Linked DNA regions of Homo sapiens: region 2 is linked to region 1. A link is a loop called in an ENCODE intact Hi-C map of the cell type or tissue named here. Cell type or tissue: B cell. All regions are shown on one strand. Each heading gives the region's core, and the rest is flanking DNA. Links, peaks and the distances in the headings are about the cores only.

Evidence for each region. Peaks named below come from ENCODE experiments on the same cell type or tissue, not always from the same donor. Only the 100,000 strongest peaks of a DNase experiment are listed, where the experiment ranks them.
Region 2: it touches region 1 in a loop (5-fold over the local background); 8 of 110 quality-filtered maps call a loop at or near these places.

What each region holds. Positions count from the first base shown.
Region 1 is chr9:136,900,730-136,904,729 of GRCh38, reverse strand. All of the region lies in intron 4 of TRAF2 (TNF receptor associated factor 2), which reads right to left. Among named protein-coding and RNA genes, the nearest start is that of MIR4479, 16 kb to the right of the region's middle. RefSeq lists enhancers at 1,938-2,397, 2,628-2,947. In B cell, for the core only: no CTCF peak of the experiment used is centred there; DNase peaks (open chromatin) are centred at 2,129 and 2,699; H3K4me3 peaks cover 1,018 bases; H3K27ac peaks cover 3,080 bases.
Region 2 is chr9:136,836,655-136,847,685 of GRCh38, reverse strand. It overlaps AJM1 (apical junction component 1 homolog), which reads right to left and starts at 5,208. Exons shown (of 3, transcript NM_001080482.5): 1 at 5,097-5,208; 2 at 3,407-3,490; 3 at 1-3,330. The coding sequence starts at 3,271. The coding sequence ends at 341. It overlaps RABL6 (RAB, member RAS oncogene family like 6), which reads right to left. Exons shown (of 15, transcript NM_024718.5): 9 at 10,024-10,340; 10 at 9,671-9,824; 11 at 8,565-8,777; 12 at 8,200-8,464; 13 at 7,821-7,992; 14 at 7,474-7,532; 15 at 6,499-7,364. The coding sequence ends at 7,164. RefSeq lists enhancers at 3,202-4,082, 4,083-4,963, 5,095-5,389, 5,379-5,518, 4,964-5,845 and 1 more and silencers at 4,739-5,068, 6,015-6,309. In B cell, for the core only: CTCF peaks have their summits at 3,531, 3,739 (motif pointing left), 5,014 and 5,213; DNase peaks (open chromatin) are centred at 2,835, 3,725, 4,175, 5,205 and 5 weaker places; H3K4me3 peaks cover 816 bases; H3K27me3 peaks cover 2,098 bases.

The sequences.
Region 1 (4,000 bases), core at 1-4,000:
TTAATTAAAAGACTGTTCTTTAGGCCAGGCGCGGTGGCTAACGCCTTGTAATCCCAGCACTTTGGGAGGCCGAGGCGGGTGGATCACGAGCTCAGGAGATTGAGACCATCCTGGCTAACACAGTGAAACCCCGTCTCTACTAAAAATACAAAAAAAATTAGCCGAGAGTGGTGGTGAGCGCCTGTAGTCCTAGCTACTCGGGAGGCTGAGGCAGAAGAATGGCGTGAACGTGGGAGGTGGAGCTTGCAGTGAGCCGGGATCGTGCCACTGCACTCCAGCCTGGGCGACAGAGTGAGACTCCATCTCAAATAAATAAAAAAATAAAAATAAAAAAGACTGTTCTTTAAAACATAGTAAAATGGCCGGGCACAGTGGGTTCCCACCTGTAATCCCAGCACTTTAGGAGACCAAGGTGGGAGGATCACTTGAGCCCAGGAGTTTGAGGCTGCAGTGAGCTATGATCCCACCACTACACGCTAGCCTAGGCAACAGAGCGAGACTCTATTTCTAAAAATAATAGTAATAAAATGCTCATAGGTGAAATGATATGACATCTTCATTTGCTTTAAAATAAGCCAGAAAAGAAAAAAATGTGTGTGGGGGGTTGAAGGGCTGAAAGTAGGCTGGCGAAGGCTGGCAGGTGCTGCGGGGCAGCATGTAGGCCTGTGGGGCAGCGGCACACCTCTACTCTCAGCCTCACTGCTCAGATGCGCTGCATGCTCGAAATGTCAAAAATAAAATCTTTCTTGGCTGGGCGCGGTGGCTCACGCCTGTAATCCCAGCACTTTGGGAGGCCGAGGCAGGCGGATCACGAGGTCAGGAGATCGAGACCATCCTGGCTAACATGGTGAAACCCCATCTCTACTAAAAATACAAAAAAATTAGCCGGGAGTGGTGGGGGCGCCTGTAGTCCCAGCTACTCAGGAGGCTGAGGCAGGAAGAATGGTGTGAACCCGGGAGGCGGAGCTTGCAGTGAGCCGAGATCGCACCACTGCACTCCAGTCTGGGTGACAGAGTGAGACTCCATCGCAAAAAACAACAAACAAACAAACAAAAAAAACCTTTCTCTTGGCACTCGGTACTTGAAATCTCCAGTGGGACCAGGGTTGTCCTGCAGCAGATACATCTACACCAGCACCATCTGTCTCAGTCTTCTCCCCACCCACAGCAGACACAGTTTAAAAAAAAAAAAATCAATATTTATTCAGCCAGAATTCAAACTACACATTTGACGCAAATACAGTCGTCATCCCTCTGAATGTCACTAGAATGTCCATGAGGCCGAGCATACTTGGCTTTTCCTGGCCTTTCCGCTGCTCGTGCAGCCAGCCTATGTCCTCTCTGGAAAGTCTCCCCGCACCCCCGCATCCAGCTGCCAGAACGAGTAGCTCAGGGGCCCACTGGGGAATTCAGTTCTGCTATTGGCACTCAGCAAGCACTCCATCAACATTTACCTAAAGTTTTAAAATTATTCGATTTGGCCAGGTGCAGTGGCTTATGCCAGGAATCTCAGCACTTTGGGAGGCCAAGGTGGATGGATCACTTGAGGTAAGGAGTTCAAGACCAGCCTGGCCAACGTGGTAAAACCCCATCTCTACTAGAAATATAAAAAATTAGCCGGATGTGGTGGCAGGCGCCTGTAGGCTGAGGCAGAAGAATCACTTGAACCTGGGAGGTGGAGGCTGCAGTGAGCCGAGGTCACGCCACTGCACTCTAGCCTGGACAACAGAGCAAGACCGTCTCAAAAAAATAAAAATAAATAAATAAAATCATTCAGTTCCTAGAAAGGCATCATTGCAAAGGACAAACATTCAAAAGCTAAGCAGGATTTTCCCCTTTTCCAATAAAGTTCCGACCATCAAGGAGGAAAGGCAGCCTTAGCCTCCGTACTGTGTTTACAATAAGGCCCCAACTAGCAGCACACTCCGAGCACCCGGAGAGCAAAGAGAGGCGGCTCCGAGGGGCAGAGCGGCTCCCAACTGTATAGACGGGTTGATTTCCGTCCCCATGTGTGACATTTACAGCCAGTGAGAGGTTTTATCAACAAAATCAAAGGCCACAGCCAAGTTATTCCAGAGCAGTGCCCGCCCCTCCCACATGACCAAACCCGGCTCCTCTCAGGGACTTTCCAGAGCTCTCAAAGGTGCAGCCAGGGACTTTCCACCCTGCGTGCCTGCAGGACCGCGTGGCGCCCCAGGCCAGGGGCTGGCTATAGTCCTTGGCCCTCAGCCGGAGGCCCTCATAATTGTCAATGTGGCATCCCATGAGCCTGGAGGTGGCAGAGACCCCAGAGGACTCAGGGTCCAGTGCAGAGCTGGAAACTATTATCCCACCTGTCCCCCAGACACTCCTCAGTCCTCTCAAAGGGTGGCATGGCGCATAGCACCCCTACTCCCTGCAGCCAGCTGGTACCCCAACCCTCCCAGGGAGACCCTGACCCTGGGCCACCTCCCCAGGGAGCCATCTCCCTTGCAGACAGCACTGGGCAATGACCAAGCTGCATCTCTTTCAAGGAGCAGGGAGTGGGGGGTACAATGCCATGCGCCACAGCCGTTTGTGCGGCAGAGCCACACAGGAGCCTAGAAAGCTTTGCATCGCACGTCGTGGCTGAGGGCGGTCTGGCATCTCTGCCCACAGAGGTAGGAGTCTCACTCTAGGGCAGTGCCCTGGAGCTACCGCTCCGTGTCCAGGACGCAATCCCCGTGCTAGGGAGGAAAGCACATCTTGTTCACCCCAGACACAGCTGGGGCAGTTCTTCTGAAAAAACGAAACTTGGAGCCCAAAGACCACAAAGCAGAGTCTGTCAAAAGATCGTGGGAGGTGTGGCCAGGCTCACAGGGTGGGGAGTGGGCGAGGAGAAGAGGGAGGCGTGGCCAGGCTCACAGGGCGGGGAGCAGGAGAGGAGAAACACACAGTAATGCAGGTCCAATTCCAACCCAGCCGGTAACACCCCAGGGTCCGGCTGAGCAGGAGATCCCAGCTCTGGCCCGGGCAGGAAGCTCCCCTAAGTGCAGAAAGCCAGGATTCTGAGCAAACAGCCCTCACAGCCTCACCAACCTGGGGCTGGATTGGATGGCATCAAGGTACTGCCTCATTCCAATGTATGACTCGGTACTCACTGAACAATGACCCCTGTCTCCTCCATTCTACTTCCTGTACCCATGGATCTGATGACTCTAAGGGTGGCCCCTAAGTGGAATCACAGAGGATCTGTCCTTTGGTAACTGGCTCATGTCACTCAGCACACTGTCCTCAGAGTTCATCCCTGGGGTGTGTGTGTCCGAATCGCCTTCCTTTTTAAGGCTGAATCATATCCCACTGTGTGCACAGATCACACTTCCCGTGTTTATCCATTCATCCGCAGACACTGGGCTGCCTCTACCTTTGGGCTCTGTGGACAGTGTTACTCCAGGAATCCTGTACAAGGATCCCAGAGAGAAACCTCTTAAAGGGCATTCATTACAAGAAGGAAGACTGCATAACTTGGCGAGCTGTAGTGGCCTCGACGAGCTCTCTCGGCACCTCCTGGCCTCTACACTACAGGTGAAGTTTCCAAATGCCTAAAAGGTGACGTGAGAATCACACTGAAATCCCCAGTGCAGGAAGGCGTGCACGGCTCGCCCAGCACACAGGGACAAACCACAGCCAAGTGAAGTGCGGGCCACTGCCTATGTTGCTGTGACCACAGGACAAGTGTGTCCATTATTTCTGCAATTTCCAGTGTCAACACAATTCAAAATAAGCAATCCTTTGTGGATACAAGAGACACAACAAAAACCCCCACCAAACTTGAAAGCTGCAGGTCCTGGTGCACAGCGATCTCCCCTTCATTCCCAGGAAATGCTACTGCTCAGATAACCATGGCATTCCCAGGGCTCACACAGGCACCTCCAACCCTCACAGCCACCCCACGATGGTGGGATCCTGCACCCCCATCGACAGACAAGAAACCTGAGGCACAGAGAGGGTAAATACCTCGCCCGAGGTCACACAGCCCAAG
Region 2 (11,031 bases), core at 1,266-5,265, 58 kb after region 1:
AGCACCGAGGGCGAGGACCGACTTCTTCTGGGGATCCTCGAGGGCGAGCTGGGAGAGGGAGGAGGCCCGGAGGAGGGAGAGGGGTTGCTGGGGGTGGGAAGGCGAAGGGCCTGTGAGGAACACTACGGGGACGAAGGGCCGGGGGGTGGGGGCCTGGGCGGAGCTGGAGGCCGAACTGAGCGGAGCTTGGAAGGCTGGGGAATTAGAGGCGGGGCCTAGAAGAAGTCGGGGTGGGGCCCTGGCGGGGCTCGGGGGCGGCCCTGGGTGGGCCGGGCGGGGCCTGAGTGGGCAGGGCAGGGTTCGGGCCAGCGCCTGGGCTAGGCCTGGTGGGCCCGGCGCCTCACATGATGTCGTCCAGCAGGTTGGCGCTGGCCACCCAGTCGAGCGCGCGCGGCTCGGAGGCGGCCATGATCATGCACATGAAGGGGCGGCCGGTGCGCCGGTCCGTGGGGTAGATGGTGGTGGGCGTGAAGCGCCTGTTGGCCTCGACGAACTCGCAAAGCTGCTCGTAGACGCGCGGGAACTCGTGGCGCAGGAAGACGCCGCGCAGCCGCAGCTCGCGCTGGATGTGGATGAAGGCCACCTCGCGCGCGCGCCGGCCCGCCTCGCCGTCCTGATCCAGGCCCGCCGTGCCCGGCGGTGGCGTCAGGATCAGCGTCTCCATGTCGGGCTCGCGGCTCCGCGCCGGGGGCGGCCGCGCGGGGCTGCCGGCCGCCAGCGCTACCTTGGCGAACTTGCGCACTGTTGGCCCGTGGCTGCGTGGCGCGGGCGCGGGCAGGGCCGGTGTCCCCGGTGGCGCGGTGCCGGGTCCCACGGCCACGGACACGCTGAGCAGGAAGCACTCTGCCGGTTCGTAGAGGCGCCCAGCGGCCGCCAGCTCGCGCGCGTAGCTGCCCAGGGGCGCCGCGTGTGTGGCCAGCTCACGCAGCGATAGGTAGGTGGGGGATAGCAGCAGCCCCTCCAGGCCAAAGCGCAGGAAGTTGTCGGCCGAGCCTGGACTTGGGAAGCCCAGGAAGAGCACGCCGCGGCCGCGCGACAGGAAGCCGACACGCGCGATGCGCGAGAAAGCGCGGTGCACCGGGCCGCTGTCGCGGCAAAACTGCAGTACGTGGCGGCACACGCTGCCCACGCGGCCGTACACGCAGCGCGCCTTGTGGGCGTCCCAGTCCTCGCGGCGGCACAGGCGCGAGCAGTAGTAGGTGTAGCAGCTGTGGCAGGACTTGAAGTAGAGGCAGGCGTTGAACATGGTCTCGGTGCGCCGGCAGCGCGCATTGGAGCAGGTCATCAGGTCGTCCTCGTCGGCGCTGGGTTCGGGGGACGCGTCGGCCGCCTCTCCCGGGGCCGCGGGCTCCTCGGCGCTGCCGGCCGAGGCGGGGGGCGAGCGTGGCGGCGCCAGCGCGGGGGCCCCGGAGCCCGCGGGCCGCGAGTCCAGCAGTCGGCGCAGTTGGGGGCCCAGGCAGTCGGCCGCGGGCTCTGAGGCCTGGCCGGCGGTGGGTCGCGAGTCGATGACCAGGTCCGTGATGAGCTCGTCCAGCTGCTCTAGGCTCCGCTGGCGGCCAGAGGTGGGGCCGTCGGGGGCCGCGTGGGGAGGTGGCCGCGTGCGGCCCCCGGGCAACTCCCAGGCCCTGGCGCTCGGGCGCTCGGTGGCGCGCAGGTCATTGTCAGTGATGGTGATCTCGGGCGTCACGTACCAGTTGCGGCCCAGGCCCTCGCCCGCGCGGCCCTTCTCCGTCAGCGACGTCTCGGACAGGGACAGTGCGGCGTAGCGTCTGGGAGAGGTGGACAGGTTCACGACGACGGGCGGGCGCCGGCCTTCGGGGGACACGCCTCGCGGCTCCCGCACCTCGCGCCCCAGCAGGTTCTCGTAGCTGCGGCCGCGGCCCAACGGGTCTTCTCGGCGCGGCCCCGGGGCCAGAATGTTGTCCCAGGAGCGCGAGTAGTGGCGGCTGTCGGTGGCCAGCCGGGGCGGACTGGTGCCGGTGCCGCCGTGCCAGGAGGCGAGCAACGGGTCGGGGTCAGAGGGCGGCACCACTTGCAGGGTGCGGTACGGTCGCGGGCCCCAGTCCGCCCAGGCCGGGCTGCTGCGCGGGTGCGGGTACGTCCGAGCCAGGACGTCACGCTCGCGGTACCTTCCGAAGTCCTCCGTGTAAAAGGGGCGGGCGGTGGAGTGGGCCCGGGGCTCCTCGGGGACATAGCGGGGCCCGTAGGGCAGGCCGTAGGCTCGTGGAGCCTCCCCATAGTAGGAGCGGGAGGGCGGTTCCTGGATTGGGAAGGTGCGCACCTCTCCTGCGTAGTAGCCGCCCATGCGCCTTGGACTGGGCCCCGAGAGCTCCTCGGACGGATAGGGCCTGGGGTAGTAGGCGTCGAAGGTTGGGCCGGGACTGGCTGCAAAGCTGCCCCGGAAGCCTTGGGGCTCCTCTGTATAGAAGAACTGGGTGGGGCCCGGCGGGGTGGTGAAGGGCAGACTGCGGCGCTCGGCGTAGTCCCGGGGCCCAGGCAGGGGCCCGTCGCAGTAGAACGCCCGGGGATCCGCACAGTATGAGTCGCTGGGCGTCGGGGTGCGCGACAGCGCCATGTGGCGGGGCCCGGGCACCGTGAGGCCGTGGAACTGCGGGGCGGGGCGGGCCCAGTGCGCGGCCTCGGTGGGCCCGCAGGACCGCGAGCCCCGGGTGGCGTGCTGGAGCACTGCGTCGTCTGGCTTGATGTCCAGGCGGCAGCGCACGTGGGGGGCGGGACCCGCGGGTGGCTCGGGCGGTGCGCAGCGGCCCGCGGCGGCGCACAGGGGCGCGACGCGGCCGGGGCCGCCCCGCTGCGGCTGCAACTTGATGGGATGCAGCTCGTTGGCAAGGGCGCGGAGCGCCGGGTACGCGGGCTCCCGGCGCGGCGATGCCTCGGCCCGCGCCGCACGCTGGGCCTCCCGCCCTCGGCGGGGCAACACCGGCGGCGAGGCGGGCGCGGGCGTCAGGCCCGGGGGCGCGCGGGGCGCACTCTTGGAGCGGGCGCGGCGGCGTGGCTCGGCTTCGCGGGTCCGGGCGCGCGGCACAGCGGACTCCGGCGGCGGTGGCTCCGGCAGGGTCTCCATGGCCGGCCCGTCCAGCGCCTCCAGGAAGTCGAAGCTGCGGCAGTGGCGCTTGTTGAAAGGCGCGGGCTCAGCAGGCCGGGCCACGGATCGCTCACATGGCGAGCACTTGGACGCGGGTCCCGGGGTCGCCACCTTGATGTCCTGGTACACGGTCGACACCAGCAGGTCCGGAGGGTCCGTACGGGTCATCTTAAAAGAGGTCCCCAGGCTGGCGGCTCCAGCTCACACTGCCTTGCGGGGCTTTTGCCCTGGGGGGAGACGCGGGTCAGGGCGGCCCCCTCCGCAGCCCAGGCCCCGCTACTCCCCCACGCTGGCCCGGCTTACCTGGGGCGCAGCGGGCGGAGCAGCCCTGGCTGCGGGCCTGGGCCGAGAACGCGGGCGCTTCCTCCATGCCGGGGTCAGAAGCACCTGCGGGAGGAACCCAGCTGTCCAGGCGCCCGTCCTGCCCGTCCCCCCGTCCTCTCCCTGCGATGGGGCGGGCGGGCCAGAAAGGCTTAGCCGTGGTTGTGGTTCCCGCGGCGGGAGCTCCCGCGTGAAGCTCCAGGGCCTCCCCTCCCCCGACTAGTGACGGCGGGGTCGGCTCGGGTGGACCCCTTTCCGGGTGGGGTAGGGGAGTGGGGGCGTGGTCCTGGGGCTGCGCCCTCTGGTGTCCGCAGTTGGAAGGACGGGCCGCATTTGGGCCTTATTTATAGGTGTTGCCCCAGGAGACGTCAGTGACTGCGCCCCCGTCACAGCGCCCACTGCAGAGCGACCCCTCCGATCGCGCACAGTGGAAGGCGAGTCCCTGGGCCTCAGCCTTAGCCGGCTCTGCACCAAGTGGGTGACACCAACCACCCCACCTGCTGGCCGGGCCGAGCACAGAGCCCCGCCCCCAGCACTGCAAGGACCCACGCCTAGGTGCCCTCAACTTCCCGCGAGCCCCAGGCCAGAAAAATGCCCCCAGAGAGCATACCCGGGCCCTAAATCTCCCTTTCCTCTGCCGACACCTTTTCTGACCCCAAGTATCTTTGGGTGGTTGAAACAAGGCCCCAGCTTTGTGTAAACGCACAGGACACCCCCCTAGGGTTTGCAAGGCAGTCCCAAGCCATCGAGCCGCGAGCTCGTGGCAGCCCCTCCTCTGAGCTGCGCACCAGGCCTGGAAGCTGCCCGCTGGGGGTGGGCAGGGCGGAGGGTGGGGGAAGCCCCACTGCTTTGCAGGAGAGGGCCCTCCCCATTTCGCTCAGAAGGTTCCATGGAAACCTGCATTTCTTAGGCCCCCACGCGGCAGGCTGGCCTGGGTTCAGATGTGGGCTGCCAACCCCTCTGTGATCCCAGAGCCAGCTGGGGGGTGCGTCAGAGAGTGGCCACAGGCCTGGCCTCTGCACACCCAACACCTGGTCTGGGGGGTCTACCCCAGAGTGAGCTGGGGAAAGCGGGTACCTGGCCAGGCCCCTTGCAGGGCAGAACCTCAGGTGGATGGGCCTCTCGGGGTCTGGCCGGGTCCCCCCTCTGTGTCCCAGGTGTGCAGGGGCTTCCTGCTGGCAGGGCTGTTTTTCTGGGTCAGGGCCACGAGTCCCAGGCCTTGTGCCCATCCCAGCCTCCCCCGCCCACCCCCCCATCTCCCCCCTCCACCCCACCCGTGGCAGGACTGTCTACCCTCCTGCTCCCTCTTTCATGCTAAGCTCAAGGCCAGGCCGGAATCCGGCCGGATGACAGGGTGTGAGGCTCCACCCCAGGGAGGTGACAGTCGGCCTTGCTGGCTGCAGCTGTCGGTGACACCCCCTCCCGTGGGGATGGGGGTGGGGTCGGCCCTCTCCCGGGCCCAAGGCCTTCTGGAGCCCACGGAGATGGCTGGCGGCCTTCCCCACCTCCCAGCCCTGCCTTGCCTTGCCTTGCCCTGGCTGGGAGCGGCCCTTCAAGGGATACAGCCGGTGTTGCCTGGGGGCGGGGACTCCCCATCCTTTCGGCTGCCCTAAGGCAGCTTCCCCCGCCCATGACGGTGACACACTCAGCAACTCGGCCCCTAGCCCCTTACCTGGGTGCTGCTCTGGCTGTGCCCCGGTGGGCTGTGCCACCCCCAGGTCGGCTCCTCTGTGTCCCCGGCACTGCTGCGTCCCCGGCACGGGCAGAAGCTTCCAGGCAGCAGCGCGGATCCTGGCCTGGCTGCTCAGTGCTGCCCCTGATGGCAGCTGAAGGGGCTGTACTTAAAGGGGCCGCACCCAGTGGGGGCTGCACCGTGGAGCTGGGGATCATGAGCTGCACTGGCTCCAATTTGGGGCTGTGCAGAGCACAGGGTCCCTGCAGCACCCCCAAGACACAGACCTCAGTGTCTAAGCAGGAGTCTTGTGGCCCGGAGCAGCCTGCCAGTCCCGCCAGTGTCACCCCAACACACTTGCCTGAGAGGAGGGGCCCGAACCCTGGCCTGGGCTGCAGAGATTGGTCAGGGGCATCTTGGAATTCGCATCTCCTGTCGGGCGAGGCAGGAGCAGATGGGCTACTCTGTGCCCCACTGGCCTCTCCCCAGGCCCTATCTGCTTCAAGGCTGCCAATGCCAAAATCTTGGCGGGTACCTGGGGCCAGATGGCCCCTGCAGCCTCTTGTGTCCCCAGGATGCCATCCTCTCTGGGTGAGGCCACTCCTGCATCCGGTCCCTGCCAGCCTGGGAAGGCCTGCACGTGACCTGCCATACCTGCCTGGTAATGTCCTCGTCCCACTCTGCCAGCCCCTCCCCAAGGCATTGGGCCTGGGAACGTTCTAGCTTGGCAGAGGGGTGGGGAGCTGATGCCCTTGGCTCTGAAGGGCAGGACCTACCCCATTCTGCACTGTTCAAAGCAGGGCCCACTGAAACCCCAACATAGCCGTCCATGGTGTGATCCTGTCAAGTTCACGTACTGTCGACCCATCCCCACACCAGGCGAACCCCTGAACCCGGCCCTGACCTCATGGGCTGTGGGCTAAGGGGCCAGGCTAAGCTTGCTGTGGGCCACAGCACCTGCTCAGGGACTGCAGTGACTGCCCAACACCCTGGGGCCACAAGGCTCCCAGGCAGAGGAGCCTCCAGCTTGGCCACCTCCTCCCCTTCACTGGCACACTCTTCCTGCCTGCCCTGCAGGGTTCTCATGGCAACAGTAGCTGTGGGGGTGGAGGCTGGGCGCTGCTGACAGCTGGAGGGGGCAGGAGCCTGAAGGCGGGGGGCAGGGCTGCAGGCGGCTGCCTGGGAGCCTTGCAGAGTGGACTTCCACCTCCTGGGGCTGAGGTCGCCAAGCGTGCTGCGTGCAGCTGCTGAGCCCTGGCACAGGTGGGCTGGAATGTACCCAGGGTGTGGCCAGACTTGGTGGGACGTCCTCACACCACTGCTGGGCAGCCTCCTGCCAACCCACGGCAGCCTGGGCCCGGGGCAGCGGGAGCAGAGGTACAGGCAGAAGAACAGACACACGCAGAGTGAAACAGGAGTGCTTTATGGTCTGAGTGGAGTGTTTGGGAGGAGTGCCTCCCGGCTCCTGCCTTCGGGCTCACCTGAGCGGGGGCGCAGCTGAGGCCACTGTGGGAAACACAACCCCCACTCCCAGGAGAGGCCTCACATGCTGCCTTCGGTCTCGCCAGCCTTCTAGCGTGGGGCCTGGGCCGCCCTTTAGGGTGAGTCTGCACACCCGTGTTCAGGGCTCCCGGCCGGAAGCGGAACCATAGGCATGCTGCGGCCCCAGATGAGCGCGGAGGGCAAGCAGGTGCCGGGGCAGCGCACACCCCACAGCCAAGCGGCCCCTGCCCAGCCTCTGTAAACAGACCCTCACAGGTCCCTCCTGGGCCTCAGTCACATCCCTGAGAAACACTGGCGGCTCTGCCCCGAGAGGGCCAGGGTGTCCACCGAGCCTGGCTGAAGCCAGCTGTCCCCTCCCTTCTTGCAGAGCAGGCTCACACTGGGCCTGAAGGCCCAGCACCTGCAGGGCCCAGCCTGGGGACCACCAATGCCCGGCCTCTTCCAGCTCAGAAGCGCACACGGCAGCCACGGGGCAGCGGCAAAGGCGATGGTACAGAGGCAAATGCCTCCCCAGGCAGTGACAGGCACGCCCCCCGCCCCAGGGCGGCCACTGCCCACGCCGGCCTAGAGCTCCTCGTAGTCGCCACCCCCAGGGTGGCGGCCGCCCGGGGCCCCGCCCCCCAGGAAAGCCTCCAGCTCATCGGCAGCCGTCCTCTCCCTGCTGCGCGGGGGCCGCTGCTGCCGCCGTCGCCGCTCCTCCTTGCCCTCCTCCTTGTCCTTGCTCTTCTTGTGTTTGCTCTTCTTCTTGGCAGCTTTTTCTTCTTCCTGAGGAGCACAAGGATGGGGCGCCATGGAGTCACAGGAAGCCACAGCCCTGGTCCCAGGACCGCATGCCACCCAGTCCTGGCCTGCCAGGAAGGGGAGTAGCCAGTACCTCTTTGCCTTTTTTCTTCTTCTTCTTCTTCTCCTTAGAGGGGGTTTTGCCCTCCTTACCTGCACAGACAGGACAGACAGTGGCTCAAACTCAGGCCAACGGGGACCCCAAGCTGGGTGACAGGACTTCTCTAGAAACTCACAAAGCAGCGAGCCCCAGCCCTCCAGGAGGCCCTGCTGATGGACAGGACCACACTGCAAACATCAGCTCCTGCAGGGGGCTGCCAGGAGCATGGCACAGCATCCTGGACTCAGGAGAGGACCCCGGCCAGCGGCCAGCAGCTGGGAGGAGGCCCACGTTCTACCCAAACTCCAGCAGGCTGACCGCACTCTGGTGCCCCCACCCACCTTCCTCACTGCTCTCCTTGGGTCCGGCCTCCTCCAGCCCCAGCCCGAAGAGGTCCGAGTCATTCTTCAGTCTGAAGGCGGGGAGAGGGAGCTTGGGGGGTGGGGGCGGCTCGGCAGGGCCCTCATCCTCGTCAGTCACATCGGAGGGGTCATCTCGCACGGGAAAGTCATCCTGGAGCAGGGAGAGCAACTGGTCAGGCCATCATCCCTCCCACACCCCCAGGGGTTGTGGGATCTCAAACCAGGCCGGCAAGGCCCAAGTGTGGGGACATGAGATGCCTCTTCCAGAAGCCTCCTCCCACTGCACCCACCCAGATCAGGCCTGTGGGAGGGACCCTGGCCACCTGGCTGACCTCTGCCCCGGGAGGACTCGTCTTACCGCCCTGCGCTGTGTGTCTGATCCCTCGCTCTCAAAGTCGGGGTCATCCATGACGAAGGACAGCATTTGTGCAGCAATGGGTCCCTCGGGGTCACTCTCCGACGAGGAGGCCTGCTCACCCTTCCCCGGCTCCATCTCAGCAGGGGGCCTGGTGCTGCTGCGCTTCTCCGGACCTGTGCGAACAGAGACACCGCCTGGCCAGGGGGGTGCTGCGGTCCTCGTGGGAGCTGTCCCCCTCCGTGGCTTCGAAGCTGGTATGGAGGACCTTTGTGGACAAGCAGAGGGTCAGTCAGGGTCCTCTGGAGGCGTCCTGAACTGCCCCACCCGGGTCTCCAGGCCGCACCCGTGGGGACACCTGCCCTTACCACTTGGTCTCTGGCTCTGAGCACTGCTGGGGAGCTGGGGCAGGGCCTTTTGTGGGAGCTGCCACTTCTGCTTCCTCCTCACTCGAAAGAGTGATGTCTTGACTGGGGACGGGGCCTGCAGGCAGCGGGGGACTCCCACGTGGCTGGTCTTCGAGGTCCACATCGTCCTGGAACCCTGCCACCATCGGGTTGCCGCCCAGGGCCTCCCCATCACTGCAAAGCAGGGGGCAAAGCGGTCAAGGGCCACGGGGTAGGGATGGCTGGCCGGGCTCACGGGCCTTGGTTCTAGGCGCCCTGGTACCCAGCACACCCTGGCCGTGGGGCCACCCCACCCCAGGTGCTGTGTTGTGGAGAGGCCCCCTCATGGTCACAGGGCTTCTGAGCAGGAAGGGGTCGGGGGCACAAGGTTGGACACAGTGCTGCCCTGCGGCCGCTCAGTGGGTGAAGGATGTGGAGCCGCACAAGTGGGCGCTCGTGGAGGAGGCGGGCCCAGCTCAGGGCCACGGGGCTTTCTGTCCTTTGTGTATTTCTGGAGGAAGCCGCTGCCCCACAGCAATGGGTGAGGCTGAGGTGCTGAGGCCACTGTGGGTGGAGCTTGTCCAGGGCTGTCCTGGGACCAAATGCAGGGCTTTGCTGCAGGCAAAATTTGGGGCAGCTTGGCAGACAGAGTGGTGGGAGGGGCTGGCAGATGGCTGGGGAGGCGGCTCTAGCTCCCAGCTCTAGGACCTGCAGGAAGCCGCCCCTGTCTCTGCAGCACCTGGATCCTGGCCCTGTGGAGACCACATCTGGTGGCCTGAACCTCCCATATGACCTGCAGTGGCCTCTCCAATGGCTTCCATGTGGCATCTGCCCACAGAAGACCCCAAGGTGCCCCTGTCCTCTCCAGGGTGTGGGCAGAGCAGGTGGCCAGGCCTTTCTGATGTCTGGAAGCCCCGTCCAAGCCCTTCCCTCGTCTGCTCCAGCCACAGAGCTGCTCTGTCCTCAGCCAACAGTGACCAGCCGGCGGGGGGCCCCTTCTGCGCCCCTAGAAAGCCAGCCCCACCTGCTGCTCGGGCACCCTGGAGGCTGGGGGGCAATGGGAGAGGAGGCCCAGGCCCACCCCTCACCTGTCGCTGTCCTGCTGGGCAGCCTTGGCCCCCACCTTCTTCTCGTCCCTGGCGGGGGTTGTGTCTTCCAGGAAGCTGCGGTCCAGGCGGTCGTCAGGAACAAAGTCCTCCACACTCTGGACCGTTGCTGGGCCCTCTGCGGCCGGGACTGGCTCTGTGAACAGTGATGCCGGGTCCTCTTCACTCGGCACCAGAACCCTCACTGCACCCAACCCCAAGCCAGGCCCACCCGGGATGTGCCCACGGGACTGGGACAAGCAGGAAGAAGCGTGGAGCGCTCCGAAATCCAGGACCCCACCTGTGAGGGCCTGGGGGTCTGGGACCAGTTTGGGAGGGGCAGCTCCAGGGCCTACCTGGAGGTGGAGGGGCTGCCTCGGTGGCAGGTGACGTCCCAAACAGCCTAGAGATGATGCTGCGCCGTGGGGCGGGGGCTGAGGGGCACGCAGGTGGGGGCAGGGCCTCTGAGGGTGGTACAGGGGGCACAGAGGATGGTGGGGCGGCATTGAGGGGCAGCTGTGGGGCGGGCTGGGGTGTGCCGGGGCTGGAGCTCCCCGTGGACACAGCGCCTGCAGGCACCACTGGTGACTGGGAGCCCGGGGATGGGCTCTGCCCGTTGGCCGCCAGTGGGGACGCATGGCCACGGCTGCGAGCCTCCATCATCTCCAGGAAGCTGAAAGGCAGAAGGCGGGTGAGAAGCCTGGCTCCCCTGCCTCTCCCTGAGGCCCTCAGGTGACAGGGGGCTCTCTGCTGCTGCTGCTGGGGCTGGGAAGAGCCACTGTGTTCTGGGCCACCCGCCCCACAGAGGCCATCATCCCCATCCACTTCCAAGGGCAGCAGTGCCAGCCAGGCACGGTGGCTCATGCCTGTAATCCCAGCACTGTAGGAGGCCAAGGCAGGCAGATCACGAGGTCAGGAGGTGGAGACCGTCCTGGCTAACGCAGTGAAACCCCGTCTCTACTAAAAATACAAAAAAAATTAGCCGGGTGTGGTGGCGGGTGCCTGTAGCCCCAGCTACTTGGGAGGCTGAGGCAGGAGAATGGCGTGAACCCGGGAGGCGGAGCTTGCGGTGAGCCGAGATCACACCACTGCGCTCCAGCCTGGGCGACAGAGCGAGACTCCATCTCAGAAAAAGAAAGAGCAGCAGTGCCAAAGGGTGGGGACAGCAGGCACCAGCGTACATGTGTCCAGCTCCCCTGAAAGTCACTTCGGATCTGTTCTGAGGCACAGCTGTTGGGGGCTCCATGCAGAGGTGGCCAGATGGCAGCAACTGGACCTTCCCGTGAGCGGGGGTTTCTGGGAAGAGGAGGGGGCTGGGGCTTGGTGGAGCACGTGCGGCCATCGCAGCATCCAGCTGACCCAAC